Regions from separate parts of the Homo sapiens genome. Here all the other regions are linked to region 1. The links are chromatin contacts, found by Hi-C in ENCODE. All regions are on one chromosome and are shown on one strand. Each heading gives the region's core, a stretch centred on a gene start or an enhancer-like site at or near the end of the contact. The rest is flanking DNA. Distances are from core to core; before and after follow the strand shown.

Evidence for each region. Hi-C counts contacts between places; a loop is a spot of excess contacts on that map. Pooled maps may share reads with other maps.
Region 2: a pooled map shows a loop between it and region 1 (4-fold over the local background). The contact joins two enhancer-like sites. A Hi-C loop is called at or near these places in 3 of 37 single-sample maps with no recorded cell type and 2 of 50 pooled maps.
Region 3: a loop to region 1 is called in a pooled map, with 5 times the contacts of the local background. The contact joins two enhancer-like sites. A Hi-C loop is called at or near these places in 8 of 37 single-sample maps with no recorded cell type and 5 of 50 pooled maps.

What each region holds. Positions count from the first base shown.
Region 1 is chr7:94,158,984-94,162,985 of GRCh38, forward strand. No RefSeq gene overlaps it. Among named protein-coding and RNA genes, the nearest start is that of BET1, 160 kb to the left of the region's middle. RefSeq lists an enhancer at 1,982-2,091. Within about 2 kb of position 1,913, at least 3 of the 41 ENCODE cell types and tissues checked have a DNase peak (open chromatin) inside an H3K27ac peak, as active enhancers do.
Region 2 is chr7:92,631,231-92,635,232 of GRCh38, forward strand. The region is part of intron 5 of CDK6 (cyclin dependent kinase 6); the gene reads right to left. Among named protein-coding and RNA genes, the nearest start is that of FAM133B, 43 kb to the left of the region's middle. RefSeq lists enhancers at 831-920, 1,031-1,080. Within about 2 kb of position 2,126, at least 14 of the 41 ENCODE cell types and tissues checked have a DNase peak (open chromatin) inside an H3K27ac peak, as active enhancers do.
Region 3 is chr7:95,499,261-95,503,262 of GRCh38, forward strand. The region is part of intron 2 of ASB4 (ankyrin repeat and SOCS box containing 4); the gene reads left to right. Among named protein-coding and RNA genes, the nearest start is that of ASB4, 15 kb to the left of the region's middle. RefSeq lists a silencer at 1,497-1,791 and an enhancer at 2,090-2,139. Within about 2 kb of position 2,376, at least 2 of the 41 ENCODE cell types and tissues checked have a DNase peak (open chromatin) inside an H3K27ac peak, as active enhancers do.

The DNA.
Region 1 (4,002 bases), core at 663-3,162:
GCTACCAATGCCTTTCTTCACAGAATTGGAAAAAACTACTTTCAAGTTCATATGGAATCAAAAAGGAGCCCGCATTGCCAAGTCAATCCTAAGCCAAAAGAACAAAGCTGGAGGCATCACACTACCTGACTTCAAACTATACTACAAGGCTACAGTAACCAAAACAGCATGGTACTGGTACCAAAACAGAGATATAGATCAATGGAACAGAACAGAGCCCTCAGAAATAACACCGCATATCTACAACTATCTGATCTTTGACAAACCTGAGAAAAACAAGCAATGGGGAAAGGATTCCCTATTTAATAAATGGTGCTGGGAAAACTGGCTAGCCATATGTAGAAAGCTGAAACTGGATCCCTTCCTTACACCTTACACAAAAATCAATTCAAGATGGATTAAAGACTTAAACATTAGACCTAACACCATAAAAACCCTAGAAGAAAACCTAGGCATTACCATTCAGGACATAGGCACAGGCAAGGACTTCATGTCTAAAACACCAAAAGCAATGGCAACAAAAGCCAAAATTGACAAATGGGATCTAATTAAACTAAAGAGCTTCTGCACAGCAAAAGAAACTACCATCAGAGTGAACAGGCAACCTACAAAATGGGAGAAAATTTTCGCAACCTACTCATCTGACAAAGGGCTAATATCCAGAAACTACAATGAACTCAAACAAATTTACAAGAAAAAAACAAAACAACTGCATCAAAAAGTGGGCGAAGGACATGAACAGACACTTCTCAAAAGAAGACATTTATGCAGCCAAAAAACACATGAAAAAATGCTCACCATCACTGGCCATCAGAGAAATGCAAATCAAAACCACAATGAGATACCATCTCACACCAGTTAGAATGGCAATCATTAAAAAGTCAGGAAACAACAGGTGCTGGAGAGGATGTGGAGAAATAGGAACACTTTTACACTGTTGGTGGGACTGTAAACTAGTTCAACCATTGTGGAAGTCAGTGTGGCAATTCCTCAGGGATCTAGAACTGGAAATACCATTTGACCCAGCCATCCCATTACTGGGTATATACCCAAAGGACTATAAATCATGCTGCTATAAAGACACATGCACACGTATGTTTATTGCGGCATTATTCACGATAGCAAAGACTTGGAACCAACCCAAATGTCCAACAATGATAGACTGGATTAAGAAAATGTGGCACATATACACCATGGAATACTATGCAGCCATAAAAAATGATGAGTTCATGTCCTTTGTAGGGACATGGATGAAATTGGAAATCATCATTCTCAGTAAACTATCGCAAGAACAAAAAACCAAACACCGCATATTCTCACTCATAGGTGGGAATTGAACAATGAGATCACATGGACACAGGAAGGGGAATATCACACACTGGGGACTGTTGTGGGGTGGGGGGAGGGGGGAGGGATAGCATTGGGAGATATACCTAATGCTAGATGACGAGTTAGTGGGTGCAACACACCAGCATGGCACATGTATACATATGTAACTAACCTGCACAATGTGCACATGTACCCTAAAACTTAAAGTATAATAATAATAAAAAAAAAAAAGACAATTGAGCCCTATGGTTCTCTAGCATTAAGGACCGGGAATAGGAGAAAAATCAAAATAGGAGACTGATAAGAAGCAGCAATTAAAGTAAGAATAAAAAAGATGGTGATGCCCTGCAGGATCAGTGCAAAGTTGTTTCAAAAAGGAGGCAAAGATCAATAGTGTCAAGTGACAGTGAAGAGCCAAATTAAATGAGGACTGAAAATTGACCACAATGTTTGATAACACAGAGGTCACTGGTGACTTGAAAGAGCAGTTTTAATGGAATGATGAGGACTGTAGTAGAATAGAGAATGTTAAATACGAAAATGGATATAGGCAGAAACATTGCTCTTTGAAGTTTTTTGTCATAAAGAGGAACAGAGAAATGTGGTGGCAGCTGAAGGCAAATCTACTGTCAAAAAACAGAAGTGTTTTTTTGTTTTGGTTTTGGTTTTGGTTTTTTATTTTGTTTTTAAGTGGAGCCGTTACAGCATTTGTGTATGCTGCATTGGGAGAGAAAAGTTGATTGTGCAGAGAAAGGGATAGCCATTTTAAGGGCAGAGCTCTCAAGCATGGTCCACGTGGAGGAATTAGCTTTAAATAAAAGCCAGGATTCATAGTGTATTATAAGACAGCAGTTATTGATAAGAACAAGAACAAGATCTTAATCATTAGCATGGGTGGCAACTGTAGTCCCCTTCAAAAGGAGAAAGGGAAACACTCACTCCCAGCTTTAAGTTTTGGCCCTGAAGATGTAGCTCCCACTTTAGAATGACAGCATGTTTTCTCCCTGAGATTATTACACTGTCAGAGGGGCTTGGTCCAGGTGCTTTGATTTCTTTTCCCCTCCAACTTTCAGAATCCAGCTATTATGTCAGATTCCTTTTTTCCTTGTTATAATTTTTTTCTTTGGGGTCCAGTTATTGAAATCATTCATGTTTTTCTTGTCAAAACATTATTTGACCCATGTAAATTAGTCTTTCCAAATACATAATGCAAGATATTACTAGTTTTATGTAAATATCAATTACAGCCCTGCTTGGAAAACCAATATGCTCATTCTATGAGGCAGTAAAAACAGTCAAAAACATGGAAGGCTTAGGATACAATAGGAAAGCCTCGTGGTCAACAATGGAATTTGTCCTCCTTGTGTAACCTTGCAGAACACTGATTGATGTGGCGATTACAAAGCTTTCATATCTTTTTTTTTTTTTTTTTTTGAGACAGTCTCGCTCTGTCTCCTAGGCTGGAGTGCAGTAACGTGGTCTCAGCTCACTGCAACCTCTGCCTCCCAAGTTCAAGCGATTCTCCTGCTTCAGCCTCCCGAGTAGCTGGGACTACAGGCACCCACCACCATGCCTGGCTAATTTTTGTATTTTTAGTAGAGATGGGGTTTCACCATATTGGCCAGGCTTGTCTCAAAATTCTGACCTTGTGAGCCACCCACCTAGGCCTCCCAAAGTGCTGGGATTACAGGCATGAGCCACCATACCCTTAATTTTTAAAGTATCCTCTTGCATATAGCAATATTCTGCTGTTTGACCAAGGGCTCAGTTTTGATGGGAAGTATATGGAATGGTGAGAAAACTGGAAATACCTTAATCAGATAGATAATCTTCTGAATAATGAGTGACAGAAGCTAAAACTCAATTACTGTCACAAGCAGGAGGCTAAATCCAATGGACAACCAATATGGGAAGGAAAGCAAAAGTTACAGAAAGGAAAGGTGTTTCAGCTCAAGTCTGCTAAGAATTTTTTGTCTCAGTCAGGACTGGGTTACAGGGACAAAGATTGATAATATATGATCTTGATTTATTGTCAGTATTGCTGGTAGAGTCTTATAAGGCCACTGAATAGGGATGTCAAGAAGACAAGCAAATTAGCAACTGATCCAAAGTAGAAATAAATTTTGATTATTGAAATATGTAATTGATATTAGGATGATTTTCAATATAATCCTCCATCATGAAATCAGTAATCAAATAAAATTGAAGTCACAGCTAAAAAGGTCAGAATTAACTAATTTTTTCTTTTTGAGGCAATAATCTTAGGCCTTTATAGTTCATAGAGACACCAGAATCTGGATATATACTTCAATAAATATCAATTTATGAGACATTTTGCCTAAGGGGAAAACAGGTACCTGCTGAAAGCGTATCTTTTTTTCTTTTCCTTTCACCAGGAACATTTCACCTAGCTTGAGAAAGAGAAGATCCAGAAGTCCACACTGCTTCTATAATGCACATGGTGACATTTAACTGTCAGCTATTATTTCTAAACTATTAACTTTTATGAAAGCTATTTAGATGATGATGTTGATGGCTAATAATACTGGCTTCAAAAATATCATTGGGTGAAGGACAGAATCCTCATGGCAGTTTCTGCAGTCTTTTCATTTTTTAAAAGAAAAAATTGCAGCAACAGTTTGGTGTTGTCTCATTTTCTCTCACTTAGAAGTA
Region 2 (4,002 bases), core at 876-3,375, 1.5 Mb before region 1:
CCCAGTGTCAGTACTGAAAATGCTGTGTCCTGGGAAACCTCTCTGTCCCAGGCAAACTGGGATGGTTGGTCACCCTATCCAGGAGACTCAGAGCAAGAGGCTGTAGAAGACAGAATTTTTTAAAAAAATTAAGTTCTTTGTTATTTCAGTGGGGCAGGCTGTTTAAAAAAATCAAATGAGCATACCTCAAAACAATCAGAATGAAAGTGGTCCAGACAGACAGGTTTTATTCTCTTTTTTCCTAATAACTCACTGCTACTGTGTAATAAGGGACTAGACTGGGGGGAGTCCCCTCCTCATACCACAATTCAAGATGTTATTTCTCTCTTTCAGTAAATGACTTCGTAAAACTATACGCACCTTGCCTCTTTTGCAGGGAAAGAGCATTGCCTATGGTTAGGTCTACATGGTTAAATTAATAGTCTGCAGGAAGTGCTGGATCTAAGGAGGCAACCACAACTAGGGGGTCACTGGGGTGGAGCTACCTACACATATAGGATGACAAGGAGATTTCATCCAGTCTGGTTGGTAGCGATAGGCTGTAAGCTGGGTTGAGAATGATTCTGAAGTGCTGTGTAGGTGGAGCAAGAGAGAGTGCTACATTAATCAGTAACACACACCTCTGAAAATGAACTAGCTAAGTGAGTCAAGTTTTCTCTCATGATAGGCTGACTTCAAAGCAACATTGATACAAGGAATAAAAATTAGAAAATACAAAAGTAAGTCTGTCTAATAGAGACATTTCAACAGCAAATACTACATACATTACGGTAACTAAAATGTGGCTCTCAAAACTACTTCTTACTTTTAACCTCTGAATCCACTGGTTTTGTCTTCAATACAACATTTTTTGCCAAAGGGAGTCTTATGGGCTCTGTTGTGGGTGTGTCTTTGAGTATATAATTATCATCACCTCTATGCTCACACACCTTTCTCTTGCAAAAACTCTAATATTGACATCAGCCGGATGTCAGCAAAATGACATCTTTCTGAGGCTGAAGGTTTTCATGTTGCCTTTGGGGGAAAATAATCACTAGACATTTTCTGAAATGGAAGTGTCTGTTGGCTGAAGTGGCTTCTTTAAAAAGAAAAAAAGAAGCTTTGCTCAAAATGGAACCAAAAGTATCAGTCATAAAGCATTACAAATGATCTAAAAATATTCTCAAATTGGATTCAATCATTGGTTAAAAATAGTCCAAACACTGAAAGACTGATTTTCTCATTTTTTCCTTAAAAAATTATAATGTGCTCAACATATAAATAAGGGCTCTGGCCCTTGAATGTCAGTGATGTTGTCTACCAGTGTCTAGTATTGTGAGTTTAGTGTGGTGATTAATCAACAAAAGCTAGCATTTATTTTATCAGAATAAAATTTTACTGGCCCAACAGCAAGTTTAACTTTTTCAAAAAGCTTATTTACTGAATTTATATTTTGAATGATTCATCATGGGTACTGTTAAAAATAACAAATTATTGCATACCTATATCAAAACATCTCATGTACCCCATATATATCTACTATGTATCCACAAAAATTAAAAATAAAAAATTTAAAAAGTAACAGATTATCTTGATTATAAAATATATACGCATTGTGGAAAATTTGGAAAATAGAGTAAATAGATGAAAATAAATTACACAGCATCACTTCCATTCTTTTCTCTTTTTATATACAAATGGATATGATGGTATCTCTAAAGATCTTTTTTTTTTTTTTTTTTTTTTTCCAAACAAGCTAAGATGGCACCAATCCCAGGGCAGGATCTGAGTCTTGACTATAGTCCTTAGTTTTGAACAAGTACAGGGTGACAAGAAAGTGCATAACAAAGCTATGACTGAATAAAACTCAAATCTTGGTGAAGAAAAGAAATCAAGGACACATTAAAAAAACTATGGGTACACACATTTTCACTTCTTAGTTTATATCTTATGGCAGGGAGCAGGAGTAATCTTTTCTTTTTCCTTTATGAATGGTAAAGACAACTGGTATCCTGTCTGAATATAATATGCCTATCCAGCACACTTTGGGTAGAATCCAATGATGTGTGATAACTCAACAATTTGGTACAGGAAACAGAGCCCACAACATTCCTCAGAAATTTCACAGACAATCTAGACAGAACAGACCTATTTGAATAGGGTTTTTTGTTCAGTAATATTTGAAGGATGCAATTTTTCACGGTGGACACATTGGGTTTGTGACAGATGCAAATTCAGATATGAATAAAACACAATTAAATGATTCAGACTCTTGAACTGTGCTTCCACAGACCTGATTTCTGCATGGGCCAAACAAAGGAAAGTTGGTGTTTGACAACTGTGGATGACTCATCAGAGGAAGTTCTTACCATGTGGATGTGCTTGTTGAAATAAAGCTGGTTAACAAAGCTAGCCTTTTTTTTTTTTTTTTCCCTCTGTGGGCCAGCGAGGGTTTCATTTTAGGAAATGGAAGTGTCAATGTGGACAAACTGTTCTGAAGTATTTATAGCATAATGTAATGTGTTAGTTTCCTTAAACTGCCTTTGGACAAAGAATATGTGAATGGAAAATAAGATCTGAATTTCTAATACTGTCTTGTGTCATCTGAACTGTATTATGAGTATAAAATGATTTAGCACTGTGATATGTACACAGTGTGATAGGAATGTAGTGTAGCTACAGTGGGGTGTGCTAGTGGCTTTCCAATTAATTTTAAGAGCTCTTTTATTCATTAAGGATATTACACCTTTGTCATATTCATTCATTTTCTCCAAGATTATCACATGCTTTTTAACTTGGCAGTGTTTTTATTTTCTGATGAACAAAAGTTTTCAATTTTTATATAATCAAATATATTAGTATTTTTGTTTGTGACTTCTTAATGCTTTGAAAATATATCTCCATTCTAGGGTCACAGATACTTCCTATAGTTTCTTTATTCTTTTATGGCTTCACTTTTAATATGTAACTCTTTAAGCCATCTGTCATTTGCTCTGTGGTGAGGAATAGTGAGAATCTAATCAGGTTACCATTTTTCCCCCATGAAATTGACCAATTACCCTATTCTCATTTGTTGCATATGCCGTTCTGTCCTCCCAGATTTGTGATTTATGATAAATTGCATCACTTCCTAAATTAGGGTTTCAAGTCTCATTCTCTATTCTGTTCCATTAATGTCTGTCACTTCTGCTGGTACCACATTATTTTTATTACTGTAGTTGCATAATGTATTTTAGTGCTTGGTAGCAGGAGTTTCTCTTCATAACTTTTTTTTTTTGGTAACAAAAAATTCTTGGCTATTTTCACCAGTTTAACTCTTCCAAATGCATTTCAGGAAATCCCACTGGAATTCTGACTGGAGTTGCATAAACCTATGAATTAATTTGGAAACCTTTTATATCCTTACAACTATTCAATCTTCCTGTTCAGGAAAATGGAATATTTAATATCTTTCTAATAATCAAATATTCTCTATATCTAGGAAAGTCATTTTTATGTATCTCAATCAAGTTTTATAGTTTTCTTGATATGGGTTCTACACATTGACTTACATCCATCTACATTTTTGATTTTTATACTGGGAATGAGATGGAGCTGCTGCTAACTCTGGAGAAACTTACTGCTGATCTTTTATCTTTGGACATGATCCTGACTGTTCTCCTAAGTGATGGATTATCTTAGATTTGAAAAGTATAGGAAGTAAAGGACAAGAGGGACATGTGGGGGGATGTAGTAGAGTCTGTTTTATATTCATAGTGAGAAGACTCTGAACCTCCCAGGAGGGCTCTAAAGGTTAAAAAACATGCAACCAAAAGCACCGAGGATTAGTAAAAAGAAATAATGTGCAGTAAGTGCTCAGAGGGATGACTCATTGCATTGGATCATCTTTGGGAAACCACCTACTAAGCAGAATTTAGCAGCTAAAGCGTTATTTTTGGTGCACAGTTTATTGCTACTTCCTCTTGGGAAAAAAAGATTAATCCTAGCTCCCTAAAACACTTAAGAATGGTCACCCTGGCAAAC
Region 3 (4,002 bases), core at 1,126-3,625, 1.3 Mb after region 1:
ATCGCCTGGATAAAGAGTATATATAGAGAAAAGTGAATCTATGAAAAAGCCCCAATGAATTCTAACATTTCAATGTTAGAAGGATGAGGAGAAACCAGTAAAGGAGAGTAAGATATACTGATAAGTAAAATTGGAGAAAACCAAGAGTATTTTGGCAACACAAGGACAAAGAAAGAGGTAGTAGGTTCCAGAAGCAGAGAGTGGCCAGCTATAGTGATAGCTACCCAGGGTTAATTAGATGTTCATTAGATTAGGTGACAGAGTTATCACTGACAAAAATAGTTTTGGTGAAACAGTGTTAAAAGCCAGATTTGAATGGTATAAAGTGCAAATGGGTGGTAAGAAACCAGAGATGCCACAGGTAAACAATTGGTAAAAAGAAGTGAGGCTGCAGAAGTGAACATAAGAAGAGCATGATTGCTGGAGGGGGCTGGAGGGAGGTCACAGGCAAGACTTACCTACAGTTGGAGATCAAAGAAAAAGCTTGTGTGCTAAAGGAAATGATTCATAGAAAGAAAACAGCTGAAGATGCACGAGACAGGATAACTGAAAGTCCTTCAGAAGTTGAGATGAGATTAAATCCAGAGACTACGGGATACATCCTCTTTTTTTTTTTTTTTTTTTTTTTTTTGAGACGGAGTCTCGCTTTGTCGCCTGGGCTGGAGTGCAGTGGTGCGATCTCGGCTCACTGCAAGCTCTGCCTCCCGGGTTCACGCCATTCTCCTGCCTCAGCCTCCCAAGTAGCTGGGAGCATCCTCATTTTTAAGAAGCGGGACAAAGTAAAAGATGGTTTTAAATGCCAGAATATTTATAGATTTGATGGTGCTACGATGAGGGAGTTCGGATGGTTTTTCCCCTCAACAATGTGTCAAAGTCACCAGCCAAAAAATGAGAGGAGAGCAGAAAGCATAGACATTTTCATAAGAATGGAGAAGGAATGGGAGGTTCGGGAGAAAAAAAATGGGAGAAGAAACTTACTAGAGAAATGTAGTAGGATTACTGGACTTATAAAAGATGCCATGTGGCTAGGAGCCGTGGCTTATGCTTGTAATCCCAGAACTTTGGGGAGGCTGAGGCAGGAGGACCTTTTGAGGCCAGGAGTTTGAGATCAGACTGGGCAACATAGTGAGACCACATCTTTACTAAAGGAAAAATAAATTAACCAGGCATGGTGGTGCATCTGTATTCCTAGCTACTCGAAAGGCTGAGGCAGGAGAATTGCTTGAGCTCACGAGTTTGAGGCTGGCTGCTGTGAGCTATTATTGGACCACTGCACACCAGCCTGTGTGACAGAGCAAGATCTGTCTCAAAAAAAAAAAAAAAAAAAAAAAAAAAAGCCATGATCTTTTCAACCTGCGGAAATGAAGGGGAAGAAAAAATTCAGCCCAGCATATTCTCCTTCTTCTTTGGTTCACTTGTTAAAAATGAGGCTGTATCCCATATTCTCTGGATTTCATCTCATCTCAACTTCTGAAAGACTGGAACCTTTCAGTTATCCTGTCTCATACATCTTCAACTGTTATTTCTATGAATCACTTACTTTGGCACACAAGGTTTTCCTCTGATCTCCAACTGTAGATAATAGTGACCTGTGACCTCCCTCCAGCAATTGTGCTCTTCTTCGCTTTTGCAGCCTCCCACTTAGGAAGGAAGCTACAGGGACAAGGTTAGGCATAATTTGGAGCTTACTCACATTTTCTATGTGTAGCCATCACCACTCTTCACATTTACTCATTCATTTATGTTTAGATTTAGTTTTTATCTTTATTGATTTTTAAATTTAATTAGTTTAAACATGCAAGCTTTTTATTTTTAAGAGTTTAAGGAATTTTAGAAATTATATATTAATTTAATCATTAACTTTCTAATTAAAACATTTTTTGTCTCACTTTTCGTAATAATGAAATGAAAATGAAAGCTGCCCACTTTACTCTGCATGAAGCAAATCCTGACAGTAGGAGGAAAATTTGTTACTGCAGGAAAGCCATAAAAATTCAAATGTTTCTTAGCAGAATGTAGCATGGGGGCAATGTAAAGGGGGCCATGCCTTTTAAAAGACTGTTCCCTGCTACTTTATCTGACAGTGACACAAGTCAACCACATGTTAGGAAATTCCCTGGTCAATGAAGTGGAACATGGTAAGGCAAGATGTCACTGGCCTTCATTTTAATCCGAAATAGATAGGCCTGCTGGACAGACGCTGCTCTTACCACCTCACCGCATTCCATCTTTTCATCTTAATCATAAATAAGAACACTTAAGATCTACTTTCAACAAATTTCCAGTAAACAATGCAGTGTTACTAACTATAGTCATCCTGCTATACATTAGATCTTCAGAACTTATTCATCATCCGGTGTAACTGAAACTTTGTTAACTTTTTACATTGTGGCCTTTTCATGTGACTTCATCAACCACAAACTGACAGAGTGGCCAACCTTTCACTCCCTAGAGGTGTCACCTTTCCCAGCCGGTACAGTTATTCCCCATCTCTTTTGTTCTTGTCAACAGAGGGAGACTACCTAGAGATGAGAAGGAAGAAAGAGGTAGGGGGAAGCTTGGGCAATGCTTGTAGGCTGACACTAATGAATTAGGCTTATAAGAATCAAGGAGAGAGAATAGAAGTCCATTAAAGATCCACTTACTCTTTCAAGCCATGTCATCAAAGGCCGAATTCACAAAGAAAATAGAGATAAATTAGAGAAAGCAAAAATGTTCAACTTCAGAAGGGCAAACACCATAAAATTAAAAGGCAATCATAAAACTGGGGAAAATATTTGAGACTATATGACAAAGGGCTTACTATACGCAGAAGTTTTTCAATTAAAGTAATGAGGCTAACAACTAAAAAAAAAAGAGAGAGAAAGAGGTAAAAAAAGAAAAAGAACAAAACGACCAAGAACAGGAATATTTAAGGGAAAAAAAAGAAAAATCATATAAACAGCAAATAAATATATGACATAATGATAGCCTTCATTGGTAATCAGTAACATGTCAATTAAAATGACAATTAGCTATTTTGTTGTTGTTTGTTACGTTAATAAGCATACAAAAGATAATACATATATGACAAACACATAGGGAAGTGCTCTTACACACGCTTAATAGAATGTAAATAGGTACCAGCCTGCGGGGGGGGGGCAAATTGATAACACATATCAAAAGCTTAAAACTTTCTTGTAACTTAGAAAATTCGCCTCTAGGATTAGGGACCAATTCTAGGCAGGAGACCATTTTACCCAGGGCTGTCATTTACTTAGGGCCTCAAATTCAGACTTTAGATGTTATCTCTGAACTAGGTTATACCTAAAGTCAAAGAGATAACTGGGGAGAAAGAAAAAGAAAGACACTGATCATGTAACTTAGAATTGTGCTTGGTCACATGACCTGCAGTACACTAGAAATTAGAGACTTTCTCCTAATTCTGTAAGAGTTTTCAGAATAATGCAGTTAGAGTATATTTTACTTATTTTACCTTATATTTTCATCTTAGAAGTTTTGATTGGTTAAGAAAAACATTTAAAATGTACCACAATTGAAAATATATAGATAGGCACTTTTAATTTTTAAATGTATTTAGAGTCTCAAAAAATTGCTTGATTCCTATTTGCCCTCAGAGAGTCATTTATATTACTGAAAAACTGAAAAATGCTTACATATCTAATAGAAAATTTCATGTTGTTACCGCCATACCATGCAGATATTTAAAATGATGTTTAAAGGAATGTCCATTCACATGGGAAGGTTGTAAAAAGCAGCTTATGGGACAGTATGGACTGTATAGATGTATTTTTCTGAAAATTATATGTGACTATGCATATCAAAATAATATTTAAAATATCAGAGTGAAACTTGATATTATAGCTAATGTTTAACTGTAGCTAAGCAATTTCAAAAAGGCAAATCTGTTATTTTAGATCCTTGCTGCTAGAATAATTTTTTTTAAAGTGTGGCAGCTGGCAGATATATAAATAAGAAAACAAACCTGTGAATCAGATCACT